Linked DNA regions of Mus musculus: region 2 is linked to region 1. The links are chromatin loops, found by intact Hi-C in ENCODE. Cell type or tissue: left cerebral cortex. All regions are shown on one strand. Each heading gives the region's core, and the rest is flanking DNA. Links, peaks and the distances in the headings are about the cores only.

What was found. Hi-C counts contacts between places; a loop is a spot of excess contacts. Peaks named below come from ENCODE experiments on the same cell type or tissue, not always from the same donor. Only the 100,000 strongest peaks of a DNase experiment are listed, where the experiment ranks them.
Region 2: a loop joins it to region 1, with 3.0 times the contacts of the local background. A loop is called at or near these places in 7 of 42 quality-filtered maps.

The regions. Positions count from the first base shown.
Region 1 is chr10:126,525,321-126,537,947 of GRCm38, reverse strand. No RefSeq gene overlaps it. Among named protein-coding and RNA genes, the nearest start is that of Gm40797, 130 kb to the left of the region's middle. In left cerebral cortex, for the core only: a CTCF peak has its summit at 6,344 (motif pointing right); DNase peaks (open chromatin) are centred at 6,385 and 7,521.
Region 2 is chr10:126,863,205-126,875,831 of GRCm38, reverse strand. It overlaps a transcript of Atp23 not described here. Among named protein-coding and RNA genes, the nearest start is that of Gm24179, 29 kb to the right of the region's middle. In left cerebral cortex, for the core only: CTCF peaks have their summits at 5,777 and 5,985 (motif pointing right); a DNase peak (open chromatin) is centred at 6,002; H3K4me3 peaks cover 360 bases; H3K27ac peaks cover 259 bases.

The DNA.
Region 1 (12,627 bases), core at 3,397-8,396:
CACCAAACTGTTTAGCCTTCTCGTCATCCTTTTTATTATTCCTTGTTGGTTTGGCCCTTCCTACATTTCTGCAGGTAGTTCCCATCCAGGAGAGAAACAAATATAAGACAAGCAAGATAAAATTAAAACACATACTAATAAGCCCACAAAGCCAAGAGCATCTCTAATAAGGAACTCTTCTTCCCATCCACAAATATGGCTGTTTGTTTTTAGTCTTCTCCATTTTAGAAGGATGTCTTTGCAACTTGAAGTCGGGGAAAGCCTTGTTGACGCACTTCCTTCTTCTGGCTCCTCCTGCTTCCTGCTTCAGTGTCAAGCAGCTGACTTGTTGCTCTTTTCACCCTGTTCTAGTCTCCTTAATCTTCACCTCTATGTTCTCCCCCTCCCCCCTCAGGAACTACTTTCAACTTGTCTTTGTTGCTTTCTTTCTTTCTTTTTTTTTTTAATTTTATTTTTTTCCATTTTTTATCAGGTATTTAGCTCATTTACATTTCCAATGCTATACCAAAAGTCCCCCATACCCACCCACCCCCACTCCCCTACCCACCCACTCCCCCTTTTTGGCCCTGGCATTCCCCTGTACTGGGGCATATAAAGTTTGCGTGTCCAATGGGCCTCTCTGTGGATGCTCACAGTCAGCTAATGGATGGATCACAGGGCTCCCAATGGAGGAGCTAGAGAAAGTACCCAAGGAGCTAAAGGGATCTGCAACCCTATAGGTGGAACAACATTATGAACTAACCAGTACCCTGGAGCTCTTGACTCTAACTGCATATGTATCAAAAGATGGTCTTTGTTGCTTTCTCCACAACGTAATGACTTTAAAAAACACTGACATAACTTGCTTCCTAGTCTACTCATAGAAGCTGAAAAGAATTCAGTGACTTTCAATTGTAGTTGAAAGACTGGCTTAGTCTGTCTCTTTGATCTCTTCAGATTTCACCCTCTCCACTCTTCCGCTCTCTGGTCTCCCTGTGTGCCTGCTGCATCTGCTTTCTCCCTGCCTTAGAAAGAGAAGCTTTATACAGCTGTGCCCCCAGGACATAGCTCTTGCCGTTCTCTCTGCTTGATGCCTGCAGGTTGACTCCTCCTGGTAATTTAGGTGCTGGCTTAGACACTGTCTCCCTAGAGAAGCCTCCCTGAGCATCTTAATTAGAAGAGCAGCATTCTCGGCCAAATGTCCTTCTTCTTGCTCACCTCTGAGGCAGATCTTCCTCAAGGCTTCCTCTTCCCAGGAACTCTGAAAGCTGCCATTTGTGCTGTTTGAGCCTCACAGGGATTATCTGTGGTATCTTTTCCCAAACGCTCTGAGCACAACCTTATGCTGCTCTCAGGTTGATTGGGTACCCATGCTTATTTTTCCTTAACGGAGTAGCTTTTGATCACGACAGATTTTGGATATTTATTTTAATAACCTCAGTGCTTGCTCACGGGAGAGCTTAAAACATGTATTATTTTAGTGATGCGCAGATTTCTGTAATGAAGCCTTCATGGTAATCATCTGCTTTTGTCTTTACTCCATATGTTTTTTGGGGGTGGGGGTGGGGACTTTTTATCTCCTTGATTATGAAGAGACTCTCCTAATGTTTTAATTTTACGTTTGGTCTCTGTGGCTCAAAGCACAATATAATAATTTTCTCTCAGTTGAATTCAGAATTGAAAGAGAGGCTAGTTACGATATTGACTGACATTATCTTCTTTCACAAATATGAATGCTTGTTGGTGGATGAGGTAGAACCTTGAATATGACATTGAACCCTAGCTTTTATAATTTTTGCTTCAAGGTGGGAGAAAGCTGAATTTGTTTCTATTCAAAATGAAGGCCTGGAGCATTTTCAGTCGGGCCTGAAGCTCTGGTTGATTTTTCCCCATGTAATTAGTGATTATGGATTTGTGAAGATCCACCCATGCTTCTTTTTTAGTATCCATGGTAACCAAAGCGGCATATCTTTGAAAGGTTTAATGGGGCAAGTAAGAGAAGTCTCCTTGGTATAAAGTGAGCTGCTTTCAGTTTCCATCTCGGGTCTTACCAGGACTGTCATCATTAGAACGAACACAGTACGGGGCGTCTAAGGGAGTTTAGGTCCCCAGTGTTCTGTTGTTGAAAATTTGTAAGAGACTAGTTTGGTTAGATTTAGTTCATAGTCCACAAACCTAGAACTAACCATCGCCTCTTTTTTTTTTTTTTTTTGGATTACTCAGGTCAGTCAGTAATCCCACAAATGCAGCCTGCTCAATCCCACTCAGATCAATTTCTGCTTTGAATTCAGAAAAGTTCAGCTGAAATTTAAATCGAATCTGTAACGAGAAGGATGAATTTTTAATAATATGGAAGATCAAAACCTAGAGAAATTTGAATTTAAATTGGGGTTATCGTGGAGCGCTTTCTGATGTAGTTACCGTATTTTAAGGGGATTATAAAAGTCTCCATATGTTTACAAGGAGGCCATAAAGAGCAATCACCTCAAAACCGGCATTTAAGAAACATAAAGCAAATTCAATCCATCTCTTCTAAAAGCAGAGAAAGGCTCCAAAGTTAACAGTTTGAAAACGATGGCTGGAGGATGCCTGAGTTGACCCTTTTAAGTCAATAGAGATCGCTCTAAGACTGCCCTAGCCATATTTCTAACTGGGAAGTTATCTCTGTACGCTTTAGCTTTCCAGAGTGCATTTTAATTTTAACTTGCGCATGAGACGTTTGCTCTGCGGACTGTGCCGATCGGATGGATGCTTGCGTCGCTCTGACCCATTGCCTTTTGTGCGCATGCGCAGGGTTAGCACATGGCGCTTCTCAGTGGAAAGGTCATTTGCGATGAAAGGCCTTCGAGAAAATTTTGCTTTACTTCTTAGGTGTGGACACCCGCGAACGATGCATATGCATATGCCGGTGTTGCTAGCTTTCCTTGAACAGATGGCAAAAATTATAAACTAAAAACATATGCATTGCATCGCAAACATTTCCTCCCCTGCCCCCCACCCCCACCCCAGTGGTTTGGCAGACTGATAAGGAGGGCAGCGGTGTTCAGAGCCTTTGAAAAAATTTAACCCCTGAAAACACATGGACGAGGCTTGAGGGCGTTTACAAATTTAATAATTGAAAACCAAAAGGGAGTTTTCTCTCCTTGAAGAGATAAGAATTCTTAAATTTGACTGTGAAAAACTGATGGTTTATCACTAACTAGGGGTGAGTATCCTTCGTTGTAATAGCTTAAGAGCATTCCGCATGGGTTTCTTCGAGGATTTTGTTAAATGATTGGTTTATGTGTTGTCCTACTGTAGAAAATCTGTATTAACTGAGCATTGTCTGTCTGGGGGATTCTTAAAGTAGATGTCTCCTCAAAGGCTTTTCTGAGTAGGTTTGAGACAATCTCCTCCCTGTCTTCTTGGGACTCCATAGAGAAACATTTTATCATTGACCAACAACATTCTTTTTTTTTTTCTGGCAATTATAAATTGATAATTATTTTCAGCTACCAAGGGATGCAATAGGTGGGTTGTATCCTCGAACATACTCCCTAGTAGCGTATAGTGTTTTCACATCATTTTGCATGTAACCTCTTTAGCAAGGTGTCTTTTGTCCCTACCCAATTACATCCCTTGCCCTTAAAAAACAAAACAAAACAAAAAAACCAAAAAAACTCCCACTAGTTCTTGTTTCTACATTGTTAGTTATTAACAACCCCTTGTTGTATATTTCAGACACAAGTCCTTTATCAGATGAGTGTTTTTCAAATGTTTTCTCTTTTTTTCCATTTTTTATTAGGTATTTAGCTCATTTACATTTCCAATGCTATACCAAAAGTCCCCCATACCCACCCACCCCCACTCCCCTACACACCCACTCCCCCTTTTTGGCCCTGGCGTTCCCCTGTACTGGGGCATACAAAGTTTACGTGTCCAATGGGCCTCTCTTTCCAGTGATGGCCGATTAGGCCATCTTTTGATACATATGCAGCTAGAGTCAAGAGCTCCGGGGTACTGGTTAGTTCATAATGTTGTTCCACCTATAGGGTTGCAGATCCCTTTAGCTCCTTGGCTACTTTCTCTAGGTCCTTCCTTGGGGGCCCTGTGATCCATCCATTAGCTGACTGTGAGCATCCACTTCTGTGTTTGCTAGGCCCCGGCATAGTCTCACAAGAGACAGCTACATCTGGGTCCTTTCAATCAAATGTTTTCTTTTAGTGGATACACTATGCTTGCTCTATGGCTTGTCTTCATTTGTCTAACATCACTGGAAGTTTTGAAAAAACGATGGATTTTGATTCTGTGAAGAATTTTGAAGTAGGAGAGGTGCTGGCATAGTTGTGGTTGGCAAAAGGAGCCGAAGACTGTGTGTGTTTGTGGTGTGTGTGTGTGTGTGTGTGTGTGTGTGAGACCCTATGTATTTCCTCTAGATTTTGGAGGAGTTCTGTTGTAAAGAGCTAGTTTCAAGTTTCAACTAGCTTTTGGGTGGTTACATTGTGCTTCTTAGATGTGAGACCTCTGAGTCTCTGATTGCACAGAGCAATCTTTCAGTTCTGGTGGCTCTGGGCATTATTTGTGGACAGCACACATGGCAGCTGGCAGGGTTAGTTTTATCAGACACCATGGACCTGGACAGGGCAACCAAGGATGTCTCTTTCTAGCTTTCCTCCCATCTCATGCCACCTTCTGTTTGGAAATAGAATGGGAGGGGCTGCCCTTTTGTTTTCAAAGCTACTTTAGTGGCCTTACACATGCTGAATTGAAGAGGAAACTGGTGTGTGCCTCAAAAAATGTTTAGACCTATTAGATACAATTATGTTTGTCTTCGTTACTTTCCTAGTGCTGTGACAAAATATCACAACCAAGGCAACTTTACAGAAGAAACAGTTTATTTGGGGTCATGGTTCCAGAGGGTTAGAGTCCCTGATGGCAGAGTGGACATAGTAGGCTCCAGGGGCTGGAGCAGTAGCTGAGACAATCAGAAATCACAAACAGGAAGGAGAGAGAGAGAGAGAGAGAGAGAGAGAGAGAGAGAGAGAGAGAGAGAGAGAGAGAACCCAGAATGCCCTGAGCCTTTTAAAACCTCAAAGCCTACACCCAGTGAGATACATCCTCTTCACCTCCTAGTCCTTCCTAAACAGCCTTAGATGGGGACCAAGTATTCAAATGTCTGGGACTTAAGGAGATTTGATGGTGCTACAGCGCTGAATTCATTTAACTTGCTGCAGCATTGAATTCAGAGCGTATATGTATTTCTGTGATGACTGACACAGGATAGTTCATTACTGCGTACGGAACGATAAAAGGGTTTGATTTCCTAAGCAGGTGAGCAGTTTCCGGCATGATTTCAAGGGGAGAGATTTCTGACTTTGAAAGCACCATCTATATACGAGACACCCGGTGAGATGAAATCTTGTCTTTTCAGCATGGCTACGATGTATCCATCCCTTTTGAACCTCTCGGCTTCCTCTGCTTACAATGGGCCTGTATCACTTCTGTAATTCCAGAGTCGCAACTGACACAACCTCCTGGAAGGGTGAGCGGGGACAAAGCTGGTGTTCAGGGCAGACCTACTTGTTTGTAACAGGTGATCTCTCCTAAGTCCCCTTCTAGAATTATCTACTTGCCGTCCAATGGGAGGAAACTACAGGGACTCCAGTCTCTGGTTCCGTTTCTGTTATTCATTCCTTGCTACTGTATCTGCTCTTTCCTTCTCACCTGCACAGTGATGAGAATTGCCCCAGTTGCTTTTCTAGAAGGCTGTCTACTCCACTGTGATTTCCTAAGAAGCTCCTAGTGTTTACAGTGGGCAATGCCTTGCACTGCTTTGAGCACACACCTCTTGCCTACCCTGGTCAAGTTTCTCCAGTATCTCCTTTCTCTTGCTGTGTCATGGTGTTTATTTAAGATTAGCATTTTTAAACACAGCAGGTGTCCACTGAATGACGGGCACTTTAATTACAAAGGGTCCCAGTGAGCATGTTGAGCTATCTGCCGGAGGATTTTCTTTCTTTGAAATGTGTTGCCAATCCTATTCAGGTCACTTTGCTAAATTTTCCTTTCTTTCAAAATATTTTTAAAAATTCTTCCAGAGCTTTAGTAGTAAAAAGAAATGATTGAATAGATTGTACTACATCAAAAAGGACACTTATGAAAAATTTAATACCACAGGGAAATGGCTGCTGCCATTTCTTCATACATACAAAATTCAGACAGCATGATTACAAGCACATAAACTATAGCCAAAAAATTATGGGTTATCTAGAGGATAAGGAAAGCAGGCACAGGCATGAATATGAATTTTTTGAGTTAACATTTTTTTCCCACTTTTTTGTGGAGAGAAATGTTTTTGCACACTCTCTTACCTTAAGACCAGGTCCAATTCCACCTATTTCCAGTAGGGGTCACTGTGGTTCTTCAGTAGTTAAAAAATTTTTATTTATTTATTTATGTTTTTTTTTTTTTTTTTTTTCCAATTTGGCATCCCTGTTAGAAGGGGAGAAAAGCATTCTGTCATGGTTATTATTTTTAGCAAAGTTAAGGGAAATGTTAAAATGATAGCCTCCTTTTTTAAATACAAAGAACACTTCGCAGAGCAATTGAGCTTTTTCCAGCTTCTGCATCCCAGGCTGTAACTATCAGAAACATTTCTATCTTACACCGATGACCCAAATTTAATTTATTAGTGTGAAGTATTATCCCTATTCCATTTATTCTGCCATTAAGACAGAATTAAACTCGTTCTTTCCATGGTGTGACGGTGGCAGGCTACCTGTTTCCACTTGCAGACTAGTGCCCTTTTTCTTCCTTCCTTCCTTCTTCCTTTTTTTTTCCCCCAGAAGGTGGCTTCCCAGCAGTACAGAAATACAGCTTCCGAAAAAGTTCATTAATAATGAAGTATCAAAGTTAATTAATGGCACATGAGATATGCAGATGTAAGGACCATTTTCTAAGGTCAATGAAGGAGATCCAGAAAATTCAGACATTGTTGCATCTTGAAAAGAATTCCCCCTGGTGAATTCAGCAGGAATGTAGACTAGGTATTTGTTTGGGAAAAAAAAGATCAAATATTAAGAATTAGAAAGAGGAAATATAGTCTCCGAATATTAAGAAGACGCATGCTGAGTATAACATCCAAGTGCCGGAGCGATGTGACCATCAAAGTCCTGATTTCTCCTCCTGGATCTTTAACTTTATATCGCGGGGAACCAAGAAACCTTAAATATGATATTGCTTTGAAAAATCTCATCTTTTCCTCTCATCCCCTTTTTACTACTTGCAGCCTTGAAAAATGCTGTCCCGATCACCTTGCAAGATCATCTTCTATTTCACAGCCTGGGGCCCTTTGCTTCCTGACATATCCTTATTTCTATAGCATTTTGACTACATTCCCAGACGTTTCCCCACTCCCGCGGCCTCTCAATGCATTTCAAAATCGATTTTCTTGGGTATTTGTCGCAGACCTCACATTTAGCAGGATTAGGGGAGGTACCGGGGCAGGTGCTACAACCTAGAACTCCACCAGTCACCTTATAGTCAGGGCAAAAGTCTTTGAGACTATGCGTAAGTTGGGTCTCATCTGGGCTCAGGCACACAACTCCATTTCTCCAACTTTGCTGAAAACCACCAAGGTCTGGGCAGCAAGAGGCAGGCAGGGCTGACTGGAGAGGGACTCCACTGAGTTTAGAACCTTTACTCTCTCTGTTAGTTACACTTCCTGAAAGACCAGTCTCTGTTTCTAAAATGAGAAGAGTAATGGTTGCCTTGACACAGTTTTAACCATAAGTAAGTAACTAGGATTTTTCTTTTGTTTGGAAAGCTCCTTAAGTTTTTCTCTTCAAAGGATGGAGCCAGCGTTTTCTTCATAATCCAGAATCATCAGAAGTGATTTAAAAATATTTCCTCGGGGCTGTCTCTTATGTAGGTCATCTCTCCTTAAGTCCAGTGTTTCTGCATTTTAATATTCAAAGTGGGGTTTTAAGTTGGCAAAACTGGAATTCTAGCCCTGTTCTAACACTAACTTGCATGTGACTTTCATAATCCCAATTAAATTAATTTGGAGACCATTAGAATAAGGATCCTGATGATGGTACAGCATGTGGTTAGAGTAAAATAATAGCAGCAGTATCGGGTCACGTGATCGCCATGCCTCTGCCTCGAAGGTGCGTTTGATTGAGGAGTGAGCGGTTAAAGCGCAGGTCGTGGGTGTGCCCTGGTCTGTAGGAAGGCATCTGTGTTGTCAAGGAGCTCACCTTCCAGCACGATGGGAGAGGCACGATTCTCTGCTTTCCCTCAGAGACTGAGACACCATCGTAGCCCATGGCTGGCATGTGGGATGGGGTTGTTCTAGAGCGTATTATTAGGGAAAGCCTCTGTGACGAACTGGCGTTTGAAGATTTTGACGATGGAAAGAAAACAGCCAGGTAAAGACTGGATTGGGGAATGATATGGAGGAGGGAGCAAAGGCCCCAAAGGTGGACTGACTGTGTGAGGTTGAAGGAGCGGGCTGCTGGCAAAACTTCAGACTCAAACCATGATACACACCTTGATCAGGCTTTTCTTTACCCCTCATACTTGAGAGGACTCCTAAGCTCTGAATGTCTGCTGGAAGCACTTTGCCTGAGCCTTTCCCATCATGCTTATTTTCAGTGAAACTCAGTGTCCTTCTAAGTGCAAGCTCTCCGGATCTAGGCACTGACCTTCCTTTGAGAGACTAGCCTAGCCTAGTGCATTCCCTTTTCAGTAGGATAAGCAGGTTCGCCCAGAGGAGGTAGTGAGATAAACAACAAACATCAGGTGAAATTTTACTGGGACAGAGAGGAAAACAGAGGGCATCTGTCATTGCCATCAGAGGCAGCTTCCTGAAGCAGATGAAACAGATGCCATCCTTTGGAAATGCATCACTGGCTAACCAGCGCTCAGTTAGAGTCAGATCACTGGCCAACCAGGGCCCACTTAGAGTCAGAACACTGGCCAACCAGGGCACTTAGAGTCAGATCACTGGCCAACCAGGGCCCAGTTAGAGACAGAAAGGAAGCAAGCACAAAGTTTTCTGTGTGAACCCAGTAAGATCCAAGCTGTTATTTTCTACTTTGATCTTATTAGCTTATTAATAGGGAGATTATTAACAGGATTACGTAACAGCATATGTAAATCAGCTAATATTGGCTAGCTCTAATGAAAGATTATGATTATTCTAATCCTCATAATGACTAGTGAAAAGACAACCCTCTTTCCTCTGCACTGTGTGACCTAGGACAACACAGGTATGGAGCGGTCAAGAAACGCCGACAATTATTTTCTTGTTGCTATTAAAAGTCAACTAGTAATTAACATGCAAATCTTATTTAAGGGAAGCCAGCTAATGTTCGGCCTTCCTGGAACAAGGGAGCTACCAAGTAACTGTAGGGTCTGTAGTCAACTGTGTGGATGTAGGAATAGATGGATTCTGGGCCAAGTGTGACTTTCTGTTAGGTAAACTGTTTTAGTGTCAGGCTGTTCGAGAAAATCCAAAAAGTCTACTTTTTTCCTTTGGCCAATCTCATCTTTTCTGAATAACTCAAAGAATGCCTGATTAGGAAGGTGACTACTTTTGTGTTATCAAGAAACTTGGGCTGCTAGAGGACTGGTTAAGATGCCAAGAGGACTGGTTAAGATGCCTAGAGGACTGGTTAAGATGCCAAGAGGACTGGTTAAGATGCCAAGAGGACTGGTTAAGATGCCTAGAGGACTGGTTAAGATGCCAAGAGGACTGGTTAAGATGCCAAGAGGACTGGTTAAGATGCCTAGAGGACTGGTTAAGATGCCAAGAGGACTGGTTAAGATGCCAAGAGGACTGGTTAAGATGCCTAGAGGTGAACTTGTACTTTGGGAACACAGATGCTAATTTTGTGGGTACCAAAGGCTACTGCAGGCTTCCCAGGGCCTGTGTGGAGCTCTGACTGCCTCAGCTCATGGTGGAGAAACAAGTTCTGTCACCTTGCTAACAGGTGTTTTTTAACTTCTAATTATCCTGCATAAAATGAAAAGCCCCCGGCTTCCCCACATCAGTGCAGTGTTTTGTCTGAATTGCACCAGATCAAATATTTTGTTTATGCCTGGAGGAAAAATGAAAAAGCAGACAACTTATTTTGTTCCAGAGAGAAGCAATTTGACACATTAGAATTTCTTAAAGATATTAAAATGGACACAACTGTTTTGTTAAGTTGGAGGCAGGATTCATACACATGTTTAAAGTTTAAAAATAAAGCAAAATCTTAAATTAAACTGGACTCAGTTCCACTTCACACAGCTCTCTCAGGACCCAGAGGGGCTTAGATTGTTTTCCTCTCAAGTGAACTATTTTAGAAATAATAGGTTTAGGTGTCAAGCTATTATTAACTCTTATTATCTTAGCTTGTAGGAGTATCAGTTTAGCAGTAGAGGAGGAAAGATAGGCAGAGAGTGGGCTTGGATGGGGCATCCAGGGGGCCTGGTGGGTATGGAACATAATGTATATTTCCTCTGAGAGATGACAATGACTGGAGACCAGTTTGGAGCAATTTGGAGTATGGAGGAAGAGGCATCTACAAGGAGATTCCGTGGACTGAAACTTTGCAGTTTGGCTGTGCATCCGTTAGAGCGTTTTGAAGCCAGGCAGTCACACAGCTGTGTAATGATGGCAGCTCATCTTAATCAAACCCCACTCCTGGGCCCCTCCCACCATCCAGCTGGTTGCTACAGGATTAGGCACTCCATCTAAGACCTTAGTTGTTTAGACTTTTCTTTAAAAAATTATTTATTATTATTGTTGTTGCTGTTGTTGTTGGTGTTAGTGGTGTCCATGTGTGTTCCCCTGCGCGCTCATGCGTGTATGTGTGTGTGTGTGTGTTTGTGTGTGAGTGTCTATGTGTACAGGGCATACGGCAGAGGGCAACTTTTAGGAGTCACTTCTCTTCTTCCACAGTAGATTCTGAGCATCACACTCAGGGGTCAGGCCTGCTTGAGGCATTCTGACCATTAGATCATTTTGCTAACCCAGTTGGACATATTTTTGTGGGATCTTGGAGGTCACCTTACTTTCCACACATGGTCCACCTACGTGAACAAGGCTGTCAGCTCTGTGGATGTGTGGCTTGCAAGGTTACCCAGTGTTCCATATTTAGAGGAGCCTTCTATGCTGAAGGTCTGCCATCTTGAAATCTTTGTACAAGTGCTCTGCACACGCATTTCATATCGGGGACCACAGATTTCATGGTGAACCTGACCCATATGCTTGCAAATCCCATAGGAGAGAGAATGGAACTGTTTCTTAGGATTCTTGTGTCTTTTTTTTTTTTTTCTTATTCTGGGAATACAGCTGACAGAGCTCTGTCTTCAGCCCCTCTTTATGTACCATGGCTTTGTCCCCCTTCTAGGCTACTCCAGCTCTGTCTTTAGACTTCAGTTTATTCCTTATCTCCGTTCTGAATCTCCATGTTTCCTCTTTAAAGCTGTTCATTCTCTATTGTTCTATTCTCCACGCAGCTGCCGGCTGCTGACAGCTCAGCATTGTCTCCTAGGTACTTAGAGGCCATTATTGTAACCCTCTGCATGTTTCCAGGCTAAGAGAGCCTCTTCTTTAACCCATCATCCTGAATGCCGTCCCTCCCCTACCCCCATTTTAATTGATGCTTTCTCAAATTGAAGCTAGCTCATTCAGGTAGCATGGATAAAACCAGGGCACAATTAACTTCACATCTAGCTACGCTCTTGCCAAGGAAAGGAGCAGGTAGGAACTGGTACCCATAAAAGCCACTTTCTGGAATTAATCTAAAATTAGCTAAATTTTGTAATTACAAAGTAATTTGAAAATCAAGTAGTTAAACTAAAGCATTGATCAGGAACAGGAGGAGAGGAAAGGAGAGAATGGAAAGACCCATCGGAAGCAACCATCGCTCCTTCTCTGCAGACCGGCGTGGCTTTCTGAGAGGAGGTAGATAGCCTGCTAAGACAGGTGTAATGGTTCCTTCCTCAGGCAAAGTCAAACCACATGTCCTCGGGGGTGGGGTGGGGGGAGGCAACCTGACCAGCACACGTTCGCGCTGTTTCCATACATACATCCATGAGGGGACATAAAGAGATTCAAGAGATTTTATGTTTGGATTATAGTGTTCAAACACAGAGTGCATCAGGAAACATGATTACAAAAGAGCAACAAAAGGAAGGAGGGCTTGATGTAGCGTAATGTAGGCACTGCTCCAGTAATCCACTTCAGAGAGACAGTGATTTAATTTCCACAAAACAGTGGCTTGAATGCTTTCAAGGTAGAGGCCTTAGGAAGACACACACACACACACACACACACACACACACACACACACACACTCTCTCTCTCTCTCTCTCTCTCTCTTGTCCTCTCGATTCCTCCTTTATCTTTCTATCTATCTCTTCCCTCCCTCCTTCCTTTCTCTCTATTTCTCTCTCCTCTCTCCCCATCTCTCTTCCTTTCCTCTCTTCCTCCTTCCCCTCTCTCTCCTTCCTCTTTCTTTCTCTCCCCTCTCATTCTTTCCCTTCTCTCTCTGTCTCTCTTGTTTCTGTCTCCCTCCTTTCTCTCTCTCCCTCTCTCTTCTTTCCCTCCCCACATTCTTTCTCTCTTTTTCTCTCTCTTCCTTCCTGCCCTCCTCTGTTCTCTCTCTTTCTCTC
Region 2 (12,627 bases), core at 3,039-8,038, 340 kb before region 1:
CCTCCCTCCCTCCCTCCCTCCCTCCCTCCCTCCCTCTTTCCTCCCTCCCTCCCTCCCCTCTCTGTCCTGGATAGGTTGGCCTGGCCACACCAGCTGCCCCTGCCTCCTGAGTGCTAGCACTGAGCCTGTGAGCCACATCCTCAATATGCCCTCTCTTAGTACCAGGTTCCTTTTATTTAAGTGTTTGTGCATCTTTATCTTACTTCCTGTACCTGTAACACCCTTTTCTTGCAGAGAGAGTTCAGTGATATAAATAGATCACGACTTGTTTGTTTATACTTCTGTGTATAGCTGTTGGGTTGTTCCACTAGTCGGGTGGTCTAGACACACCTCATGAGGGAGGTATTGTAACTCACACCATCCATTATGGTGGGAGAGTTAGGTCGGCAGGAGCTTGATGGAGCTGGCCACATTGCATCTGCAGTTGGGAATGGAGGACAAGGAACACAGGCCACTATTCTGCTCACCTTTTCTAGCTGTCTGTGCAGTGCAGGAGCCCAGCCAGGGAATGGAGCCGCCCAATGTGGGTAAGTCTTCCCTGTAGCCAGACTTGAGCTATGTTGTGGGTTTTTCTTTCTTCCACCCTTCACCCCTTTTTCTCCCATCCTTTCAACCTCTTAACACTTAGATAGGAGAGAGAAAATGATAGAGGGGTAGAGGGTGCAAGGTCATCATTAGTCTACTTGGCTGATTAGGGGCATTGAGTTCCTTGGGGCACGTTTGATCTTCACTGTCAAGATAACTAATTTCTTCTTAGTTTCTTCTTTGTGCATGACTCCTTAACAGACCATGACCAACAGTGACCAACCACCAACCCACCACAACCTCTCAGGGCCCTACTGTTTATCTGTCCTCTGAAGAGTCCCCAGAAACCCAAAGGTCACACACTGGCAGCTGGCAAAATCACACCCCTGCTAGAGCATGAGGCAAATCATAGTCAGCTGCAGTGGGCAATCTGAAACAGCCCCCATATCCTACACCTGGGATTAGAGTGAAAACACTTTCTTATAATCTTTCTGTGTTTTTCAAAGAAACCAAAATTCTTACTACACCTCACACTTCAATTAAGGTAATTGAGTAGTTACTGATGGCATGTACGGAGATCTCTTTCCGGGGTGATTCTAGGTTTTGACAAGTTGACAGCTAATACTGGGCTTGATCCTGTCGTGAGAACCTCTGCAAGGCTGCCTGGGGGGGGGGTGTTTGCACAAAAAATACCTCAAGCCCTTCAGTGATATATATATATATATATATATATATATGTGTGTGTGTGTGTGTGTGTGTGTGTGTGTGTGTGTGTGTGTGTATAAAATTTATTTATAGCTCTCTCTCTCTCTCTTTCTTTCTCTCCCCCCCCCCCCAGGTCCTTTGAATATATGTTATGGCTTCTGGTTTTGTATTTTTATGGAATTCTGGAGTATAACAAGAAGTGGGTTTCTGTGTCTTTATCTGTTTCTTGAAGACTGCACTATCTTATACCATTACCCTGTGCCCTGGGCCCTCAGTCTCAATAGACAGATGTGGAACACCTAAGCCACACCCAAACCGTGGCACTGATGCTTTCGATGTGGCTGGTTTGGAGCAAGAATGAAATTTTATTTAATTTTAATATGTGTTTATTAGGGGCTGGAGAGATGGCTCAGCGGTTAAGAGCATTGGCTGCTCTCCCAGAGGTCCTGAGTTCAATTCCCAGCAACCACATGGTGGCTTGAAACCTTCTGTAGTGAGATCTGATGTCCCCTTCTGGCATGCAGATATATATGCAGATAGAGCACTCATATACATAAAAAGAAATAAATTACAAAATATGTGTTTCTTAGCCACATTTTTTGGGGGAGGGGGTTAGCCATCTTACTCGGCGTCTAGAGGCCAGTCTTGGAATTACAGATGGTGGAGCTCTCAATTTATGGCTAATAGGTGAAATGTAAGCACAAAGAGACAGTGGGTGTAACGGGAAAGGAAGAGGGTAAAGATTACACACTGGTGAAAAACAGCATCTAACATTGTGTCTGAGGGGGAGGAATTGGAAGATGGTTGTAGAGGCCTCAAATGAGTGACATTCTATAAGTGAGTTCCAAGAAGAGAGGCAACGGTTGATCGCATTATCATTGGCTGATTCATTCTGATGACAACAGAAAATAGGCCTTTGAGACTCACCACGCCTGTGTGCTCCGAGGAAGCCTTGTGGTTCGGAGATGACTGGCCAAGTCTAACACACAATATGTGTGTGTGTGTGTGTGTGTGTAGGTTGGGGGTGGGGTGGGGGCAGAGCTTGAGCCCAGTTTCTTCTTTGGTATCACCAATAAAACGGAATGAGTGCTTAAAGCGAGAATATTGCAGTATCAATTCTTATGAGTAATTCTAGGGACTTGAAGTGTGATGTGACGTGTGCTACTTTTGGAAACCCACTCCTCCGAAACGTTGTTGGAAGACGCTTACGTCCTTATTAAAATGTTAACGCGTGAGTCAAATTGATGGGTTTTGAACCCGAAAGATCAAATAGTTCATTTAATCGTATTAACCAAATTGGTTTTAAACCAGCGGAATTATTTGCTGTGCTTAAGAAGTCATTATTCTCCAACCGAGTGGATAAATGGGTCACCTTGGGGTTTGCAGCTGGAGTTTTCCTTTATAACAGTGCATCGGGAACTGAGTCATTTGTCCCAAAGAGGCTCAGCAAAGGTCCACCAGACCTGTCTTGATTAATTTCTCAAAACCACACGAGGAGATTTGTCAATTATGCTTTCCAGGGTTGATTTGATCAGCCTCACACCTTTTCATGGACTGCGGAAGTTGCTCCTTGGAGCTCTGACTGATCAAAATGGTTAAGAATCGCCAGGCAGAAATGACCTGTGAACCAACTTCTAATATGACTTGAACTTATGTGGTTTAGATGGCTGCTATCTTTGAGATGCTGGGTGTAGAACGGTCTCACCCAAATTCTGGCAGCATTTCTGGAGGAGCAGGCAGGGAGCGGGCACTCAGTCTTTTTCTGCTGGTGGAAAGTGACAGACAGAAGACATCACTGAAGACAGCACAGAGAACACCCGAAGAACAATCAAGATTTTTTTTTCTTTTTCTTCCCATTTCGATCCTTCCCGTTTCTACAGCTGCTGTGACATTATGACAGTAATGTAGTTGTGACCTGCTATTTCAGTACACACAGATCTTATATTACTCCATATTATAGCAAATTACCTCTTTTTTTTGGTCCCCTAGGCTCTTTGCTGTCTAAGTGGAACCCTTGGTCCTGAGCATTAACAACAGCTAGCAGCTGGTTAGAAAGACTCAAAAGCTCTCAGTCCGTGTGCTTCAATTCACACACAGACGTCAAAGTGGAGAAGTAGTCCTTGAAGGACCTTGGCAGCCCCAAGGGAGTGGATTCCTTTCCTGTCTGCTTACATCACCCCCACCACCTTAGAGAGCCCGGAATTCTTTGAGTTTCTGGATTCAGGGATCTTATGTAATGACTGGCCAACAGATGGGGCTGGGCATCCTGGAGTTTCAAGGCTCCCACAGGAGGTTCAGGACTGGAGGGTTCTGCATCCGGAGGGTCCTTCTCTTTCTAAACGATTATATAGTTTAGACTACTATACTATTATACTTTTAAAATATTATGTAGGTTTTGTATAATACTTTTGCTGTAAAAAGAAACTAGAGAGTTCTTTACGTTTCTTCATTAAGTAACTTTAAGAACAAGTTTCTTGAACTTCAGTCTCGTGTCTGGCTGACCCTCCTTACTAGGCTCTTACTCTTAGATCCGATGTTAAAGACTCGAGGGGACAAACAGAAAATGAAGGGAGAGATGCTTTGTTTTTATTCTTTATTAAGATGAGCTAACTGCTCTGGTTAGCGTAAGCGAAAATAATTTTAGTTGTGAAGTTCAGAGGTCACAGGAAAATGGAGGTAAACTTATCAGAAAAAAACAGAGAAAAAAACCTGGTAAAGCGGGAATTTTAGATAAACAGTGAATACCTGTTTTATTCGGTGACTTAGTGTTTTATCAGACGGAGAGAGTTTACTCTGCTGCAGGCTGGCCTTGAACTGATCTGTGTAGCCTGGGTTGTTCTCAGGCTTGGAATTCTGCTGTCTCATAGTCCCAAATAGCTGGACATGTGCCACTGTGTTAACTTATTATTATTTTTTAATACAGGCCTCTCTAGTAGCCCTGACTTTCCTGGAACTCCTTATATAGACCAAGTTTGTCTTGAATTCACAGAGATCCACCTGCCTTTGTCTTTTCTTCTTCTTCTTCTTCTTCTTCTTCTTCTTCTTCTTCTTCTTCTTCTTCTTCTTCTTCTTCTTCTCCTTCTCCTTCTCCTTCTCCTTCTCCTTCTCCTTCTCCTTCTCCTTCTCCTTCTCCTTCTCCTTCTCCTTCTCCTTCTCCTTCTCCTTCTCCTTCTCCTTCTCCTTCTCCTTCTCCTTCTCCTTCTCCTTCTCCTTCTCCTTCTCCTTCTCCTTCTCCTTCTCCTTCTCCTTCTCCTTCTCCTTCTCCTTCTCCTCCTCCTCCTCCTCCTCCTCCTCCTCCTCCTCCTCCTCCTCCTCCTCCTCCTCCTCCTCCTTCTTTTGGGTTTTTGAGACAGGGTTTCTCTGTGTAGCCCTAGTTTTCCTGGAATTCACTCTGTAGACCAGGCTAGCTTCGAACTGAGAGGCCAAGTGTCTCTGCCTCCCAAGTACTGGGATTAAAGGCATGTGCCACTATGGCCCACTGCCTTTATCTTCTGAGTGCTGGGATTAAAGGTGTCTGTAACCAGACCTGGAAACTACATATATATATGATTTATTTATTTCTTTTATGCTATGTGTTGTGCTGGTTAGTCTCTGTCAACTTGACCCAAGCTAGAGTTATCTGAAGGGAGGAACCTCAATTGAGAAGCCTCCAGAAGATCTGGCTGTCGGGCATTTTCTTAACCAGTAACTGATGTGGAAGGGCCCAGTCCATTGTGGGTAGAGTCACTGCCGGGCTGGTGGTTCTGTGTTGTACAAGAAATTAGGCTGAGCAAGCCACAATGAGCAGGCCAGGAAGCTGTACCTCTCCATGGCCTCTGCATCAGCTCCCACCTCCAGGTTCCTGCCCTGAGTTCTTGTCCTGACTTCCTTCAGTGATGAACAATGATACAGAAGTGTAAGACAAACAAACCCTCCCTTCCCATCTTCCTTTCTGCTATGGTGTCTCATTACAGTAATAAAAACCCTAAGTAAGACATGTGTATTAGTATTTTCGGCATGTAGGTACGCACACCGTGTTCATCCATTGCCCACAGAGGTCGTCCGATCTCCCTGGAATTGGAGCTACAGACAGTTGTGAGCCTCCTTGAGAACACTGGGAACTGAACCTGGGTCCTCTGCAAGAGCAGCAAGTGCTCTAAACTGCTGAGCCACCTCTCCAGCCCCAATTTGTAACAAGATCCTACGGAAACACACGGGGCGTGTTTATGCTTGTTAAATCTGGCAATCTTGAGAAGTAAGCCACAGAAAAATGAAGACTAAAAAGGTCTATATCGTGAATAAAATTTGAACCTCAATGATGTGCTGTCAGGATACCCACGTAAAATACCTTTTATGGGACATTTTACTTATTATTTATTTTTTCAAAGAGGTAGGATCACAGTTGTGCATGACCACAGCCACATTCTCAAAGTCAGAAACATCTCAGGCACCGTCCTTCCTCCGTCTCCCAAGTTGACTATAGGCATGTGCCACTCCCTCCAGTCAGGACATTTTATCATTGAAAGAATAGTATATACTCCATGATCTCAGCCTCCAGGAAATCTCTGAGTGCTTTTGTCCATGACATCTCTCTGAGATGAGGGTGAACCACAAATCAAGTTTATGCATGCGGATTTCCATTTGTTATGTGCAAAACAAACCAAAATAATAATATTATCTTCACCCCCCACCCCACCCCTCCAGCATTAAAGAGGAACAGAAATAGGCCGCGTGGAGAGTGAGCTGTTGGAAGCGCTGTCCAGCAGCAGAGGGCGCACGCGCACCACCGATGAGCTTCCAGTCACACCCGATCCGGTCATTTTCTCAGTACTCTGTGCAGTTCAGGTTTTATTTAAATATTTATTTGAATCAACTTTGGCATGCAGCGGTGCAAAAACAGATTAGAAATTAAATGCAGGTCTAGTGCACTCTCCAGCGTCTGCATTTCCCTAAATGATGTATAGCTTTTCGCCTAGGCGCCTTGATTTAGGAAGTCCTTCGGCTCGGCTTTGACATCTGAAAGTCCTGTGCTTCCTTTTGTGCTTAGATCCTGGCGTTTTTTCCCTCTCGGATCTTCCACTGTGAGAAAGAGTCAAGGGTGGGTGGGTATTTATCAGGGTAGAGAAGCGAAAGTCCCAGACAGGGTGGGATTGCTAGGTGGGCTGACTTGGCTCCCAACTACAACAGGAGTCAAATGTGACAGTTCTGATGTCTGAGAGTGGTGAGAGTCGAGTTGATTTCACACACACACACACACACACACACACACACACACACACACACACAGGAACACACGCGTGCACACACACTACTGCTTAGTTCATACAATGTGTCCTGTATGCTGAATGTCGACAATCTCTGGACCCGATCACTTGGCATTGGATAACCAGTTGTGAGGCTTTTCCTTGGGGAAGACAATTTCTTTGGCTCTCAGTATTCCCAGTTGCTAGTCTTTCTTTGACTGCGGTTGAGGTACTGTGAGCTTTCCTCCTTCCACGTTAGCGTGTCCATTGCTGTTGTCCTTGTTAGGTAGCCATGTTGTTGAGACTCATGGGCACAGCCCCCTGGCAGTTCTAGGAGACACAAACCCCAGAAAACTTCTGCTCCTCTGGCTCTTCCAATCTTTCCATCTCTACTGCAATGATCCCTGAAGCTTAGGTGCCGGAATTGTGTTGTAGAGGTATCAGCTGGAACTGGACACAGTCAGGTCTCTTGTTCTCTGCGTCTTGATTGGTTATAGTTTTCTATAATGGTCTCTGTCTGTTACAGCAAAGAGAAGTTCCTTCAATGCGGGTGGGAGCTGCACTTATGGCCAATAAGGACTTTTTCAGCTCATTAGAATCCAGCAGTCTCAGCCTCCTATGTATAGTTATTTTGTTTTTGTTTTCTTTTTTCAGATAGAGACTAGCTGTGTATCCAGACCTGCTATGAATTCACAATCCTGCCTCGGTCTCGTGAGTGCGTAGACAGCAGGCATAACTCACCACTCCTGGCATTTTTGTGGTCCGTTGTTGGCTGGAATTTTGTCCATCATGGTCTGACTGTTATGACTTTGGTGTCTGACTATATTTGACTTCATTTCAGTCACATAACAACCTGATTAAGTAGTCGCTGTTTCTGTTTGTGTGGAGGGTCAGAAGAATGGTGAATCTAAGCAAAAAGGCAGTATTCTAATAAACAAAGCATACACATTAAACATCTGTTTGACACATTACTTCCTAAACCTGATTTTGAAAGATGTTGTTTTTCAAAGTGTGATACATTTCATCAATTTTGGAAAAAGTTGCACACTTTAACCCTTTCCTGGAATTTTACAACAAGGTTTTCTTAAGAAACTCTATCGCCAGCCAGGTGGTGGTGACACACACGTTTAATCCCAGCATTTGGGAGGCAGAGGCATGTGGATCTCTGAATTCAGGTCCAGCCTGGTCTACAGAGTGAGTTCCAGGACAGCCAGAGCTACACAGTGAGACCCTGTATCGAAGGTTCCCCAAAAAAGAAAAAAAAAAAACTACAACTGTGAAATACATAATTAATCTCATACAGTTTATATTTCTCAAACTTATTCGATTAAAGGATCCTTATTCTCTCCCAATTTTTCTTTTTACTAACATATATTGATTGTACAAAATAATCTGTGTGTGTGTGTGTGTGTGTGTGTATGTCATGTACTTTAATGACACTCCCTTAGGGTCCTCTTTCCCTGCCCCCTTGTCTTTGTGTCTTTTCTGCTTTTAAACAATCTTCCTTATACTTTTATATCTTAAAAAATAAAACCGGATTCTGCATTTGTCTTCCCGAGTCTATCTTGTTTCCATTAACACGATACCCAGTTCCATCCATTTTCCTGTACTTGATGTAATTTTGTTTTTCTTTATGGTTGAATAGAACTACATTGTGGATCGGCCCTTCATTATCTTTACGTATCCACTGATAGATACCTAGGTTGATTCCATGACTTGGCTACTGTGGATAGCCCTGAATACAAATGGGCACCCGAGCCTGTCTAGAGCATGCTGACGTAGCGTCCATTAGCATCTGAGGAAAAGGGGCCTCAGCATCCTACGATCTAAGATCCCAGGAGCAGACAGCTGGACCTCTCTGTTTGGTTTCGTCTCTTCCCTTCGTTTTTAATAGAACGGCCATCAGTATTGAGAAGCGTGTATCTTCCGCGGAGTATGGTTTGAGAGACATTTCCCTTCGTTTTTAATAGAACGGCCATCACTATTGAGAAGCGTGTATCTTCCGTGGAGTATGGTTCAGGGGAGCTCATTATGGCCGTCACGGTTAGAGGACATGTTTTCATCCCCTCGAGTTTACAGGCATTACGATAGGACCCAGAGATGTGAGATAGGTTCTACTTCAGAGAGAGGGATTTTCAGTTTAAAAGAGGAGGAAAACCTGCCTTAGGTTTGAATGGGAGCATGGTTTTAGTTCCTGTGGTATTGTTTCAGCATTTTTCAAAATAGGAGAGTGACAACAGACCACTGTTTCTACTGATGTCTGTTTTCTTTTTAAGCCGGGGAAGAACGTTGCTTGCTGGCTTCTCCCCATAGCTTGTTCAGCTTGCTTAAAAATTAAGATTTATTTGTTTTATATGAGTACACTGTAGCTGTCTTCAGACACACCAGTAGAGGTCGTTGGATCCTGTTACAGATGGTTGTGAGCCACCATGTGGGTGTTGGGAATTGAACTCAGGACCTCAGGAGCGAACAGCCAGTGCTCTTAACTGCTGAGCCATCTCTCTAGACCTTCTACTGATTTCTTTTTTTCTTCTCTCTCTCTCTCTCTCTCTCTCTCTCTCTCTCTCTCTCTCTCTCTCTCTCTCTCTCTCTCTCTCTCTCTCTCTCTCTCTCTCTCTTTTGAGACAGGGTTTCTCTGTGTAGCCCTGGCTGTCCTGGAACTAATCCACCTACTTCTGCCTCCCAAATGCTGGGATTAAAGGCGTGTGTCACCACGCCCAGCCCTCTACTGATTTCTTAATGTGGCTTTCTGATTTGCTCTCCTATTGAACAATTAGTATTTTCTTTAATTAATCCAGTGTCGCTGTGAAGAGGGGGGAACTCAAACACTGGATTTGAATAAAGAGTCATCATTGAGACTCACGCCCTAGGTTGCTGGCTTTTGTCCTTTTACACAGATGCACATAAATGCACATAAACACACATGCACATAATATACATAGGTGCACATAAATACACACACACACACACACACACACACACACACACACACACACACAATTTCATTGTATCAATGCATCTTGTCCTTGTGCCGTTTGTCAGACAAAGAAGGAAATTAAGGGCCATGTGCATTCTTCTAGGAAAAATTGTTACTTTTTATGACCATGTGTGCATGGACATTCACGTGGTGGTCAGAAGGCGTGATTGTGGGGCCCAGCTTTCTGTAGGTTTTGGAGGTGGAACTTGGATCATTAGGTTTTTCAGGACAAGTGCTTTACTGGCTGAGCCATCTCCACAGCCCGGACATTCTTGTCAGAAGATTGGTCAATGGATTTTGAGTTTAAAGAATAGACAATTGTAGGCATTTTATAGTAATACTGTTGGCTTGCAAGTTACGGCTAGCCGGAAGTCTCTACTCTTTTGTGCTGGTTAGTCTTGTGTCAACTTGACATACAAATTAGAATTATCCAAAAGGAGGGAGCCTCAACTGTGAAAATGTCTCCATTCAATTCAGCTGCAGGGCATTTCTTAATTAGTGATTGGTGGTGGAGGGCCCAGCCTATTTTGGGTGGGATCATCCCTGGGCTCTTTAAGAAAGCAGGCTCAGCAAGCCAGGGGAAACAAGTCCGTAAGAACCCCTCCATGGCCTCTGCATCGGCTCCTTCTAGGTTCCTGCCTGTTTGAGTTCCTGCCCTGACTTCCTTAGATGATGAATGGCAGCATGGATGTGTATGCCAAATACACCCTTTCCTCCCCAGTGTGCTTTTTGGCCATGGTGCTTTTACAGAAATTAAAAACCCAAGCTAAGACACCTTGCTTCTTTAGAGCTGTGCCGACGTCCATCTTATTCTGGTACCTTTTTATTTTTTTGAGACAAGAGCTTGCTGGCTGCCCGGATGCTTGCGGTCTTCCTGCCTCCTTGTGTCTAGTATGAAGACTACAGTTGTGAGGTGCCACGCTGAGCAATGTAGCATATATTACCTATCCCGGGGAAGTGAAACTAAGTCATTGTTACATTGTTGATAGAAGAGTTAGAAGTGAAACATTCGGCTGTGGCCGACTGTGCAAAAGGACTTGCTGGGGATGGTGAGCAACCTTTTGGGGGACTCAGTCTTGAGATACTGTTTTCTCCAGTACTCATGTGATGTAGCAACAGCATAAAGGGTTTCCCCTCGTGACCAACCTCACATAAGCCGGTCCCTCACTCCTCCCAGCATCTCTTTGAAGCAGGGTTGGCATGAAGAGTCCAAGGGGATGCAAGTATCTCACACATTGCTATCTGTCACGCTCATCTTCTCTGTACTTCTGTCTGTCACGGCAGCATCCTTCCTGTGGAGCCGGCAGTCCTTATTGATCCAGTCGCAGATAACTGAACAGTCTAGAAGCAATAGGAGACTGATGGCAAACTGTGTCTTCCCACATCATGACTATGATGAGTTACTTGGGACCTTTCAGAAGCTAGTTTCGGAATAATGATAAGCCAAGAGCCAACGAAAGGGAGTTATTTCCCCCTTAATGCAGTCATGATTATGAATGGTTATTTTACCTTTGCCAATGTTAATAACACCTAATTCTTAATCCTCCTTATGAGATTTGCTTTAATATCTAGATATCGTGGATGTTTCTGAATATACACTTGCTTATGAAACCAGAAAATCACTAGAGATTTCGGAGGGTGTCCACATGGGAATTTCTCTATGAAATTGGAATTGGGTCATGATATTACTTTTGAATAGTATTTTAGAAGACTAGGTCACACATCTGACTGTATCAACAGAATAATTTATGTCCTGGCCCAATTTTAGTACTATTCTGCCTTGGCATTTTTGCATTTTAAGTAAGTAAGCACACTGTTATTAACTTAGTTTTGGTTGTTTTGAGACAGGATTTCACTATATGGGCTTGGCTGGCTTGGAACTCACGATGAAGAGCAGGTTGACTTCCAGTTTACAGAGATCCGCCTGCCTCTGCCTCCAGAGCACTGGGATTAAAGGCGTGCGCCACCATGCTGAACTTATATTTTGAATAAGCACACGTAGTCCTGGAAGAAACCAGTTAATTTTTAAAAAATTTAATTCCATTTCTCATTTTAAAACATTGGGAATGGGAGATGAAGAAACTGAAAGCAAGACAAAAGGAATGGATCCCATATGCCCCTGACGCTGCTCTAGGGCCACTCATAAGACTCAGGACCGGGGCTGGTGAGATGGCTCAGTGGGTAAGAGCACCCGACTGCTCTTCCGAAGGTCCGGAGTTCAAATCCCAGCAACCACATGGTGGCTCACAACCATCTGTAACAAGATCTGACACTCCCTCTTCTGGAGTGTCTGAGGACAGCTACAGTGTACTTACATATAATAAATAAATAAATCTAAAAAAAAAAAAAAAAAAAAAGACTCAGGACCGATAGAGTCTAGTTGGGGTGACTTGGGCCACTTGGGATTCTGTGATCTCTAGCTTATGACAGAGGCCAATGTCTTTAATACTTTAAACTCCTGTTATGGCAGAAAACTATCGCCAGACTCAAGGAACAGAAAACTTTTTTTTTTTTTTAAGATTTATTTATTTAGTATGTGAGTACACTGTAGCTGTCTTCAGACACACCAGAAAAGGGCATCAGATCTCATTACAGATAGTTGTGAGTCACCTTGTGGTTGCTGGGAATTGAACTCAGGACCTCTGGAAGAGCAGTCAGTGCTCTTAACCACTGAGTCATCTCTTTAGCCCGGGAACAGAAAACTTTAATACATGTAATGGCTTCCACAAATATTTACTGAGAACCAGCGGCCTCCGAAGCAGTGGGAGTCTGATGAACAAGGTGGGTGGAGTCTCAGCCTCCCTAGAGCTTATTGTCAAGTGGAAATAAAGACAACAGACAAACAAACAAAGAGCGGATGTGGACAATAAGACAGGATAATGCGATTGAGAACGTGGGGCGTGGGAAGCAGAGGGCGTCTGAGGGCATCAGAGCAGGTGTTGAAGCGGTGAGGAAGGTTAGCGCCCGGGATATTGGAAACACAGGTCAAGGCCCGAGGCAGGAGCCAGTGAGCAGTGAGTGAAGCAATGGAAGGGGCCGTGGTAGCTGCGGCCCAGGGAGCAAAGAGGAAAGGGAGCGAAGGCGGGTGCGGAGATGATGTAAGGACCCGGGGAGTAGGTCAGATGTTATTCTGATAGAAACTGGGAGAACAATTCTGTGGACGAGAATGCAGAGCTCCCAGGCTACTTCAGGTGAGCC